Regions from separate parts of the Homo sapiens genome. Here region 1 is linked to region 2. Evidence: chromatin contacts called from ENCODE Hi-C or POLR2A ChIA-PET data. All regions are on one chromosome and are shown on one strand. The core of a region is the stretch at or near the end of the contact, and the rest is flanking DNA. Distances in the headings are between cores, read along the strand shown. Region 1 has its middle 170 kb from the start of PTEN. Region 2 holds the start of ATAD1 (ATPase family AAA domain containing 1).

Region 1 (6,314 bases), core at 788-3,287, 210 kb after region 2:
ATCAGAGAGTTATTGTTAGGGAAGAATGGGAAGAAAGCTCAGAAAGAAGTGCTGGGACACCAGGCTTCCTTGATAGCTCCCAAGTAACAAGTCCAAAATGGAATTTCTGATTTCTCTGTTCCCTAATCCACTTTATTCTCCATCTTTTCCCATCTCAGTAAAATTCACATTTATATGCCCAGCTGGTTAAACAGAAAATCTGAGGGTTGACATTCATCCTTCTGTTGCCCTCACTCTCACATCTGCAAGTTCTGAAGTATTTACCTCCAAAATATCTCTCACTATGTCCTTTCTGTCACTATCTCTGCCCCTTGCTCATCCAGCTTGCCACCAGCGTGTGCTTGAGAATGGAAACAGCCTCCTCCTAATGGGTCTGCTTGCTTCTTCTCTTGTCTCCTTTAGCCAGTTCTCCACTTGGCAATCTTGAATGAACTTTAAACATTGTAAGCCAGATCATATGACAGCATCCACTTAAAACCCTCCTGTGGTTTTTGTTGCACTTGGAAAGGACCCCAACTATGTCTTTGGCTTAGACCCCAGCTTTGTTTGTGACCCTGCACAGTCTAGTACTTCCTTACCTTTCCAATCCCATCTTGCACCGCATTCACCTTTGCTCACTCTTGGGCTCCAATTACAGTAGCTTCTTTGCAATTGTTGAAATGCTTCTTGCCTTGCCCAAGATCCTTCTTTATGGTTTGGAGTACTTTACCCCTGGTCAACTCCTGTTTCTTCATATTTATGCTTAAACATCATCTCCTCAGGCGGGGTTCCCCACGTGCTCTCTCTAAATCCAGTCCCTCTTGTTCTTCTCTATCAGAAACTTAATGATTTCATTTTTTTTCACATTCAGATTACTTTCCTACATATGTAATTATACCTTTATTTGTTATTTGTTTACCTTTTTCTGGTCTGTCTCCCCTGCCCCCTATTAAGAACAATGAGGGCAGAAGCTGTATTTGTTTTGCTGCTGCTATATATCTGGTAACACAGTGCTTGGCACAGAGTAGGTGCTCAATAAATGTTTGAATGAATGAATGAGTGAATGAATAAACAACTGACAAGATTGACTTGGCAAAGTCTCAAATGCCAGTAGAATGTGTTGCACACACAATTAGAAATAAAGCTTGTGGGCCGGGCGCGGTGGCTCACTCCTGTAGTCCCAGCACTTTGGGAGGCTGAGGCGGGAGGATCATGAGGTCAGGAGATCGAGACCATCCTGGCTAACACGGCGAAACCCTGTCTCTACTGAAAATACAAAAAATTAGCTGGGCGTGGTGGTGGGCACCTGTAGTCCCAGCTACTAGGGAGGCTGAGGCAGGAGAATGGTGTGAACCTGGGAAGTGGAGCTTGCAGTGAGCCTAGATTGCGCCACTGCACTCCAGACTGGGCGACAGAGCCAGACTCCGTCTCAAAAAAAAAAAAAAAGGAAATAAAGCTTGTGGCCGGGCACGGTGGCTCACGCCTGTAATCCCAGCACTTTGGGAAGCTGAGGCAGGCAGATCACCTGAGGTCAGGAGTTCGAGACCAGCCTGGCCAACATGGTGAAACCTCATCTCTACTAAAAATACAAAAATTAGCTGGGCGTGGTGGCGGGCGCCTGTAATCCCAGCTACTTGGCAGGCTGAGGCAGGAGAATCACTTGAACCTGGGAGACGGAGGTTGCAGTGAGCCGAGATAGTGCCATTGCACTACAGCCTTGGGGACAAGAGCAAGACTTTGTCTCAAAAACAAAACAAAAACAAAAACAAAAACAAACAAACAACAACAACAACAAAAAATCACAAAAGAAATAAAGCTTGTTAAAGCAATGTTTGACAAGAAGGATTCATTTTATTTACGAGAATCAAATCCAAATGGCAGGTGGGGGATGTCTCTATAGCAGTTACCAGGATGGTCTCTGATAATTTTATGGAAACAATAAGAACTACATGTATTTAATTCTATTTTAATTTAACCATTCTATGTTCAGGGGGTAGAATTTTGATGATGACAACTACTTCCTCTTCCCTGGAGCACTGTTGAGAAACATTGCCCAGTGTGGCCCTGGGGAGCAGTTTCTGTTCTGGCCTGATCTGGATTCCTCTTCTCCCAGCTTCTGCTGACCTCCTTCTGACTCTGATGCTGGTCCTTAACCGACACTTGTCCTTAACCTACGCTGCCTGCTCAGGAATCAGTCACTTCCTTCTTTCAGGGTCTTTATTACTTACTATTTGCGGATGATTCTTGGTGTCTGAAATGTGATTGCTCAAATTTCACTTTACATAAGTCTGCACCAGTTGATATTTAGAAAAGTTTTACTTCCCTCTAATATATGCGCAAAAAACTGCCTGCTTGTTCAACATCTATACCTGAGTTCTTTGCCTCAGTAATAACAAGGATGATATCTACAGCAATAGTAACATAGCTTCTACTATTTAGTACTTACTATGTAAAAGGCATTGTGCTACTCCTTTGAGTAATTAACTTAATATTTTCCACAGGTGAAGAAGCTGAGGTATACAGCATGTATTAAATAGAGTGTGATAACTACTGTAACACACAAAGCCTTATTTTATTGCTCATGTCCATGTACCTTAGTGGTCAAGGGTGTCTACTCCACATAGTTATTCACGGATTCAGGCTCCTTTCATATGGGTCTCAGAATCCTCCCTTAGGTCCTCTGAATCTGGTGGCACTGACAAGACAAAGGAGAGAGGAAGTGGAGATCATACAAAAGGGTTTAGAACCCAGGCCTAGAAGTAGTGTATTCCTTCTGCTCAAATTTTATTGGCCAGGAATCAATTACATGCCTTTGTTGAAATGCAAGGGGGCTGGGAAATATAATCTTCTTATACACCTAGGAGAAGAGGAAACAATTTTGGTGAGTATCTAGCCAGTCTCTGCCACACAGAAATTAAACAACTTGTCATACAATAAATAAGTGCAGATCTGGGACTCAAATACATATTGGTTGGACTAGAAGCCTAAGCTGTTAGGCACATGTCTATCCTCTCTTTACCTGTATATGTACATTTTTTAATATAAAAACTTTTATATATATATGAAAATACATTTTTAAAGACTGTGCTGCAGCCACATGGTGAAAGCAAGTTTATAGTCTGCTCTTCGTCAGGAAGACTCACTACCTGATTAAGGGCCAGGCTGAAAATGTCTTCTTTGATGAGACAGAAAAATGCATGCTGTGACACTTCCTGTGTGAAGCCATATAACCTTCCTTTTCATGTCAGCAGCTCAGGGATCCTGTTCCTGCTTAACCTATTCCAGCCAGAGATCATGAGATCATATTAGACTAAGGACTTTGGACCTTATCCTGTGGCCAGCCTGCTAATGAAACTCTTAACTGGATGCATTTAAAATGCAAGTGATAGTCTCTCTTTGCTGTATGGGGAGGGCCTTACACCAGTGTAATGGGTATAACTTTGTTCTATAAGTTCAGGTGTGTAAAAAATGTACTTTACATTTTCCTTTAACTCAAATTACCATATTTTATTAATTCCAATACATGCCTTTTTGTATGCTAACATCTCTGAAATGTGGATCTAATAATTGATGGCATGTTTGAATTGCTATTTGCTGGGTGGCAGTGCTGATTTATTTGCCATTGTCTGTATGTGTGTGAACATGGTCATAGGTATTTAGATATTGTTACCTCTTTAGTTGAATAATATGCACTGTTGGTATTACCCAGGCAGAGTTTAGTTGCTGTTTGCAATATTTTCAAAAAGATTATCCTGAGTTTCAGCAATGAAATGAAAACTTATAATGAACAGAAAGGCTCAGAAACAGTAGTGGAGTGTAAATATAGTAAAGCAAAAAAAAATTATAAGAATCACTTCAAAGCTACAGTGTCATACAGAGTAAGAGAATTAAATTACTATAAGTATACGAAACTGCGATACAGAGTTATGTTAAAAAGCATTGCATGTTAGTACATGCCAAGCAAGAGCGCACTCACATTAAACCTTTTTGTTTTTTTTGTTTTTTTTTTTCTTTGAGACGGAGTCTCCCTCTGTCGCCCAGGCTGGAGTGCAGTGGCACAATCTCAGCTCACTGGAAGCTCCGCTTCCCGGGTTCACGCCATTCTCCTGCCTCAGCCTCCTGAGTAGCTGGGACTACAGGCGCCCGCCACCGCACCTGGCTAATTTTTTGTATTTTTAGTAGAGACGGGGTTTCACCGTGGTCTCGATCTCCTGACCTCATGATCCGCCTGCCTCGGCCTCCCAAAGTGCTGGGATTACAGGCATGAGCCACTGCGCCTGGCTCACATTAAACCTTTAACAATGGGTGACAACATCTTGGAAGAAAACCTGGAGTCAAGAGTGAGGATACTAGTAAGAAATGTTTCATCACCAACAGAGAAAAATAGTGAGGAGAAAAATATAAACAGTGATGTGGAAGAGTTAGACTCTGAATGAAGAGATATGTTTAGGAATTTCTTAATACATTTATTTTCTTTTTTATGTGTACAAGAGTGACATGTAATAAAAGTCTACGTCCCAACAAGTCTTAAAGGGCTTCTCCAGCAAGTATAAAATAAAAATTTGAAACAAAGAGAAAGCATTGTTTCATAGATTAATTGGGGGCATCTTTCTTTCTTGGTGGCACACAAATTAATGATGTATTTTACAATCGATGGCATTTTAGTATCAATGAAATAGCTAACCTCTCATTTGCACTCCCATTCCTTTGAGTATTGGAAATTAAATTTCAGTCAGTTAAGCACCACCTCTTCCCATGATTACCTTGCATTTCCTGGGGGCTTACGTATGGAAGCCCCTGAGATGACCATCATTCGGCCTGGTTCCTGGTCCTCAGGCAACAGAGATCATTGCTAGGGACATTTCGTTCTCATCTCAGAGCTCTTTCAAAGCTGGCTGGCTCTTTCTGCTACTTCTGTGTCTCTCTTGGATGCAGTTCCTTGGACACAGGAACTTACTAAGGCTGATAAGGCCCTAGGCTTATCAGTGGGCCCTTGGGAGCATAAAAGGTATTCTGTCCCTCCATGTCCTGCTGGGTGGCTGGGTAGCTGAGTACTGGTAGAATTCACTCCTCGTGAGTGCTCTTAGGCATACAGGAATCCAGCCTCTCTTCTGCATCATTTTGGCATGGGGAAACTTAATTGCTTTGGGCTGCTTAGATCTCACATGGCCACATTTTCTCCTATGACATCTTGCAGCCTCCATGACTTTACCTGGAGAAAGGGGCACACATATCATCAAGCCTGCATGGGGTTTGAGGCATTTCCCTTCCCATTCCCACAAGGTCAGTGGGTTGGGCCAGGCTGCAGGACCCACTGTCGGGGATCCACCGGTGTCCAGCTCTCTTAGCTTGCTTTCCACGTCTCCCTTTCATCCTAGTCTGGGCAATGTTTTCTAATATGGAGGGTCAGCTAGACTTTCTCTCAATTTATGTCCCAAATTCTTCTACTCCTCACTAGCTTTGGGCTCTAAAACCCAGGCCAAGAACAGAATTGTGGTTTTCCTTTCTAAGACAGGGTCTCATTTTGAGATAGGGTCTTAGGTTTTCCTTTCTTTTTGAACAAGTGGTTCTGAATGCACAGCTCACTGAATGGAAGAAAGGTCTGAGTGAAAAGAAACATGATAAAACCACACTGAGGAGCATTTCAAAATACTTTCCTAATGCAAATTCTTACAGTGCCTACTCTTTCACTCTTATTTTAACATGTTCTTTTTGGTCAGTTTCTTACATTGCTTGTTTTCTATATCAGCAACCTGGTGGCTGATTTCAATGATCCATCAAGGCTCCTTCCATTTATTTTCCCTAATCACCTCAGTAACCAGGGTGAAGGTATAGCCATTCTCTTCCGCCTCTTCTCTCTTTTTTTTTTTGAGATGGAGTTTCACTCTTGTTGCCCAGGCTGGAGTGCAATGGCGTGACCTTGGCTCACGGCAACCTCTGCCTCCCAGGTTCAAGCAGTTCTCCTGCCTCAGCTCCCGAGTAGCTGGGATTACAGGCATGCACCACCATGCCCAGCTAATTTTGTATTTTTAGTAGAGACGGGGTTTCTCCATGTTGGTCGGGCTGGTCTCGAGCTCCCGACCTCAGGTGATCCACCCGCCTCGGCCTCCCAAAGTGCTGGGATTATAGGAATGAGCCACTGTGCCCAGCCCCTCCTCCTCTTTTTATTTTTATAATATAAGGTTTATAATTTCTATTTCATTGAAAGAAATGAGTAACATACAGACTAGTAGAAGAAAGGGAAAAAAATACATAAAACTTCACTAAGACATCCCCTGGTTGGTGACATTCTGTTGTTTTTCCTTCTAGTTATTTTTTAATGCTTACTTGGCGTG
Region 2 (6,053 bases), core at 958-3,457:
ACTTTATTTGCTCCATAAAGCCTTTCAAATCACATGAATCTTCGTATTATTCATTTCGCCCTATTACACTATCTTAAAAAAGTCTTGCTTTTGAGATATCTACTCGACTAGAGTTTAAATCCTTATAAACAAGATGTATATCTTATCTACCTTTATAACTGTCACACACAAAACAGACGTTTATAATTGCCACACACAAAACAGAGGCTATTCAAAAATTATGTTCAACAGATAAATTGTAACTGAAGGAAATCTCCCATTCAATCATTGCAACAGTCACTTCTGAAGGATTTCCAAAAGGTTCCACATTTCTCCACTAGGAGCCATTCACTTCACAATAATTAGATTTAATTTAAACTTAACAACTAAATAATTGAAAGCCTTCATTTTGGAGGAAGAAACTTTGGCCTAGGGATGGTAAATGATTTAATTCATTCAATTTGCATTTACTGAACATCTATATATGACGCCCACTATATATTGGATATACAATAATTGTTAAGATATCACCACTTCATTCAAAGAACACACTGTCCGGCTATTATATTAATTATAAAGAAAGCAAAAGAAGCCAAAAAGGAGAAGGCACCTAACTGAAATCTCTCTTCATGGAACAAACCAAAGTGTGCTATCTTCCATCAGCATGGATTCCAAAAAAAACGGGTTACACAATATTTCACTTCTCATAGGAAGTAAAAAACTGACTTTTCTAGTCTTTATTCCACAAAGTTGAAAATGCAGTTGAAACGTGTTATATCACTACGTGGGGTATACTCACAGAGGAAAATAATTTAGACAAGATAAGGGTTTTATTAACCTAATCTGTGAAAAGCGGTGGCATTCCAGTAAAACGTTTTCGTTTTAGAGTTGGTAGTGATAAAACTACCAACCAAGTCATCTACTGGATATTCATTGAACTACATGAACAAATTAGGGCTGTTATGAACACATCCCAGTCATCAAGATAGTAACAACTTTTAATCCCATAAAAGGTCAACACACAAAACCCGTTTATATCCTTCCCAATTCTGAAATTTTTAATGTAATAAAGACTTAGGTCTACTAAGGCCACTTGTAAAATAGTAGTCTACCTTTTTAAATTACTTCAAAATCCTTCAATGAAACTGAAACTTGTTTTGTAGACTGTAACTATATATACTTTATTGTACACTCATGTATCATTCATTTGGTATTGATATACCTAAAATGTAAGGCTGTTACAGCAGCAATACCATCACCAGCGAACATACAATAAAAGCTGCATGCGCATACAACAGCAGGGAGCGTATTTCAATCCTGTATAAACATTAGGTTCAACAAAATGAATACACAAATATGTACATATACGATGATAGTGCTGTATGCAACTAAGAAACATCCTAAAACACTATAACCTAGAGTTATTTGTTAGGCAAATATGGTATCAGGTCGTTTCATTTTAAGTTCTCCATTTCCGAGTGGAAAACCGTGAAATCGTACTACCTCATCTATGAGCAATTTATTGACATGTATAGCATTCATAGCATAGCATTCACTGTAGTATTTCTCTCCTAATTCATTGCAGTATTTCACAAATCGTTTCTCAAACTCAAAAGTCCCAGTTTTGCAGGCATAAAGGCCCTACGAATACAGCCTATGACAATGAAGGCCTGCCAATCTTCACAAAGAGGGCAGGTTATTATTAACATCACCATCTTTTGTGAAAGCGTGCCCGGCCCTGAAGAACCACCTTCGATTTTGCACAAGGTGGTGGCCGCGCCTGTGCGACAATCAGACCTGGTTCATTCCAGCCGCCTTCGTCTAGGTTCGCCTGGTTCTGAAGTCTTCCGGGACGACCTCAAACCCCCACAGTGACCAGGATGCCGACAAAGATTCCCTCGGGAATGGCACGAGTCTTGGGGAAGAGCTAAGCAGACCCTAAGGGCCCAGGCCGGGCCGGACGCCAAGGCGAGGCCCGGGACGCCCTTGGAGGTTAATCCTCTAGATACTAAGGGCTGCGGGGCGCTTGGGGGCGGCACTGAGGTAGGGCGTGGGAGAAGACCGGGGTGACCTTTCCTCCGGGGGTTCCCAGGTCCGAGACGGTCCTTAAAGGACCTCAGAAGGATACGACAACCATCCCATGAGGCCCCACGGGAACCAGCTACTCACCCAGGGGCAGAAACAGCAAGAGCAAGTGCCCTCAGCCGGCCTCACACAGGAAGGAAACGCAACCTGGGAGAGAACGCTTCCGGCGGGAGGCGCGGCGCACTCCCTCCCACGGAGCATGCGCGACCCGCGGTCGCCGGCGCGGAGGGGGCGTGCTCCCAGGCTTAGAAACAGTGAGGGAGAGCAAATTCGCGCACCTGATGTCTGCTTAAGCTACCTGCTAGACTGAGACTTTCTGCGAAGCCGGCGTGTCTGCGAGCAGCACTCGCTAAGGCTCTGCGTTTAACAGACACTACCTTTGGGAAGGCGCTTATCACAAAAAGTCCCTGCCCTTCTCGCGGGCTCGGGGCGCAACCCTGACAAATCGGGCAGCCTTCTTGAGAGTGCAGAAATGCTCTGCGTACCCAGCAAATACATTCTCTCCTTCCCACCACTCTGTGCAAACCCTCACGCCGCGGCTTTGTGTCTGTACTTTAGCCAAAACGCAGAAGCTTATGGCCACCCTCCACTCCTCACCCCTCATCCCTCACCACCTGCCTTTCAATTCTCGGGTGAGCTCACCCTTCTCCCCCATCTCTGTGCTGACAAACACCTCGGGGTGGCGCCTGACAATCTTTCCGCGAAAAGATTTAGCAGCCCACGCCACCAGACTCGGTAGTTAGGACGGAATAGGGCATCTGGTAACAGATTTTGCATTTTGGTGATTTCCCTTTTTCTTTCACCCCTTTTCCTTTCCAGAACGAGCGACGTGACACAAGAGGTCCCAAGGGAGCAAACCTGAAAGCCAGAGCCTCCTGAATACACAAACTGCCGGTGGGCCAGATGACATTAGACACTCCTGAGATACGAGAAGCATCACTTCCTTCAGACAGAGTCGGTGAGACTATGATGTAATGAGAGTTCTCCCTGTGTTCCTCAGGAAGGCAGCTTGTGCCTTTCTACTTGAGGCATCATCTTTGATGGCTAAAGAATTCTGCAGCTTGGCCAGCGCGGTGGCTTACGCCTGTAATCCCAACACTTTGGGAGGCCGAAGCGAGAGGATCACTTGAGGTCAGGAATTCGAGACCAGCCTGGACAACATAATGAGAAATCGTCTCTACAAAAAAAAAAAAAAAAAAAAAAAAAAAACCACCTAAAAATTAGCTGGATTTGGTGGCGCATGTCTGTAGTCCCAGCTACTTGGGAGGCTGAGGTGGGAGAATCGCTTGAGCGTGGGAGATCACGGCTGCAGTGATCAAGCCACTCCACTCCAGCCTGGGCGACAGAGCAAGCCCCTGTCTCAATAATAATAACAATTTTGCAGCCTGATTGTTAACGAATGTTACTAGTTACAAACTTGTAATAATGTGGTGAAGATAATACCTAGTTAATGTCTGCTGGGGTGGGGCAATAAGCTTCTATGTGCTTTACATGCATAACCTAAATATCTCCCCCAAAATCCTCTAAAATAGCTATCATTTTCTCCGTTTTTACAAATGAGCAAATTTTAAAGCTTAAACCTTAGAGAAACTTTTCTAAGTTCATATACTTGGGAAATAAAGGCAACAATTTCATTGGAACATAGGTCTGTCTAATTCATACCTTGTACTTTACGTTTTCTCTTTGAGATGGTAATTTAATACCAGCTAAACTTTAAAATCTAGTTGAAAGTAAGACCATGAAATGCCAAAATCACAAGGCTTTAAAGGATGGGATGAAAGGGATGCATGAATGTTGAAAACTATGATTAAGTTCATGGACAGGAATCAGAATGGAATTGAATACACCCGTGCCTGTTTAGTATTTAAGGCTTTATATACGTGCATGCCTACATTCCTAATTTAAAAAAAAAATGGATGTGAAGCTAGGTTTGGGATTACTAGACTATTTAGAGAGATAGACCTTTGAGAAGAACGGAAAGATTATGAGACGAGGACAATGTTCATTAAAAACAAACAACAACAACAACAACAAAAAACAGAGGCTATCAGTGCTCAGCAGACTTTCAAGAGACTCTCCACTGGGTCCTTGGATGATCCCAAGCTGAATCATTGCTTGGGAGGCTCATGGACACATGGTTTGGCAGGGCTAAAAGGGGGAGGGTCACTAAAGGCAAGAAACAGGTTTTGTGCCCCAATAGGGTAATTATATCCACTGGTAAGGAAAATGAGCTGAGAAATTCAAGATAGTAATGGATTTTCATTCATTTACTGAGTGAAATTGGTTCAACTAAGAGCCTCACCTGCCCTCTTCTAAGGACCAGGGTGACCAGCCTACCCAGTTTCAGTTTGCATGAGACTAAAAGGTTTGCTGGGATATAAAACTGGCTGACAAAGTCTCAGGCAAATCATGAGTCACTCTACTAGAGACATCCTAAATGAATCCTACAATGAAATGGAGTTCCCAGTATGGTTACATCTAGTCTCAATTCATCTGCCTAATATTTGAGGGATGATTGCACAGGAAGGGAAACTGTTGAATAAAGTCACGAGGCTGACCATAAAGAGTCTACAAGCTCGAAAAGTGCTACACCTCACTCCCTTTCCAGTGGTTCAGCCACTGGAAACCAAATGCCTACACCTATATGTTTTGGACCTAATATTTTCATTTAGCAAATCCGTAAGAAACCTTCCATGTCTGGGCCTAAGACATCAAGTACATTCATTTTCAGCAATCATCAAATCAATGAGATTCTTCCAGAATACAGCAGAGTGAACATATGCTTTTCATTCCAGGATAGCTTTATATAATCCCTGGCAACACAAAATACCATATTTGGCCCACAGTAGGGGCTCAATAAATAATTCAATATATATAATATTAATCAGGAAATTAGAGCAGACTGTAGACTTTCTGGGCCTTTGCTCTTTGTTAGAATCAAGATATTAAAAAGAATTATTACTTTATTCTAGAAAGTTTTTGGGTTTTGTGTGTGTGTGTTTTCTGTATCAGTAACTCTTAAAATAGTTATGGCAGTTCTCCTCCAAGGTGCTGAATTTTCCACTTTTGTTATTAAATGGAGTGTAGCTAGTTTGCTCTGCAATCAAGGTTAATGCACTAGACACCTGGTGGGAAGAAAGGATTCCTTAAATTAGGTGTTCTTGGCTGGGCGCAGTGGCTCACGCTTGTAATCCCAGCACTTTGGGAGGCCGAGGCAGGTGGATCACCTGAGGTGAGGAGTTCAAGACCAGCCTGGCCAACATGGTGAAACCTTGTTTCTACTAAAAAAAAATACAAAAATTAGCTGGGTGTGGTGGCGGGCACCTGTAATCCCAGTTACTTGGGAGGCTGAGGCAGGAGAATCACTTGAATCCAGGAGGCAGAGGTTGCAGTGAGCCAAGATCATGCCACTGCACTCCAGCCTGGACAACAGAGTGAGATTCCATCTCAAAAAAAAAAATTAGGTGTTCTCAAATTTCACTGTATATAGATTAACTTGGACAACTTGGCAAAATGCAGATTCCTGGCTCCCAGTCTTCAGAGACTCCCGTTCAACTACTGTAGGTTTTGGCCTAGAAATCTGCATTTTACAGTAAGCATCTGGGCTCTCCGCCATGTGAGGATGCAGGAAGGTGTCTGTCTGCAAGCCAGGAAGGATACCCTCACCAGACAGAGTATATGCCAGTATATTGGATTTCCCACCCTCCAGAACTGGGAGAAATAAATTTCTGTTGTTTAAGCCTATCAGTAAATCAGTAAACAAACATCTGAGCTGATTGGGATATAGGTAGTTTTGGACTCTATTTTGAGAAATTCTGCCCTAGTGAATGAAGACTGTAGATGTATTTTTGCAAAAATCTCTACTACCTTAGCCTAAAAGGCCTATCTGGTCAGCTGAACCATTAACCCAGCTGGAATACATCAAGAAATCAAGGCAAGGAAGCCTCATGATGAGATTCAGGATAGAACGCCTTTGGAAGGAAAAACAA

Evidence for each region. A loop is a pair of places that touch in the nucleus more often than their neighbours do. ChIA-PET counts read pairs that join two places held with the same protein, here RNA polymerase II (POLR2A). Pooled maps may share reads with other maps.
Region 1: a loop to region 2 is called in a pooled map, with 2.0 times the contacts of the local background. The contact joins the enhancer-like site here to the promoter of ATAD1 in region 2. A Hi-C loop is called at or near these places in 1 of 50 pooled maps. POLR2A ChIA-PET finds 5 or more read pairs at or near these places in 3 of 52 experiments (GM12878, T-cell and activated CD4-positive, alpha-beta T cell).

The regions. Positions count from the first base shown.
Region 1 is chr10:88,025,599-88,031,912 of GRCh38, forward strand. No RefSeq gene overlaps it. Among named protein-coding and RNA genes, the nearest start is that of PTEN, 170 kb to the left of the region's middle. RefSeq lists a silencer at 2,009-2,058. Within about 2 kb of position 2,038, at least 6 of the 41 ENCODE cell types and tissues checked have a DNase peak (open chromatin) inside an H3K27ac peak, as active enhancers do; they include GM12878, where a contact is called at or near this core.
Region 2 is chr10:87,816,019-87,822,071 of GRCh38, forward strand. ATAD1 (ATPase family AAA domain containing 1) reads right to left here and starts at 2,208. Exons shown (of 10, transcript NM_001321967.2): 1 at 2,149-2,208. It also overlaps the pseudogene CFL1P1. RefSeq lists a silencer at 2,306-2,355.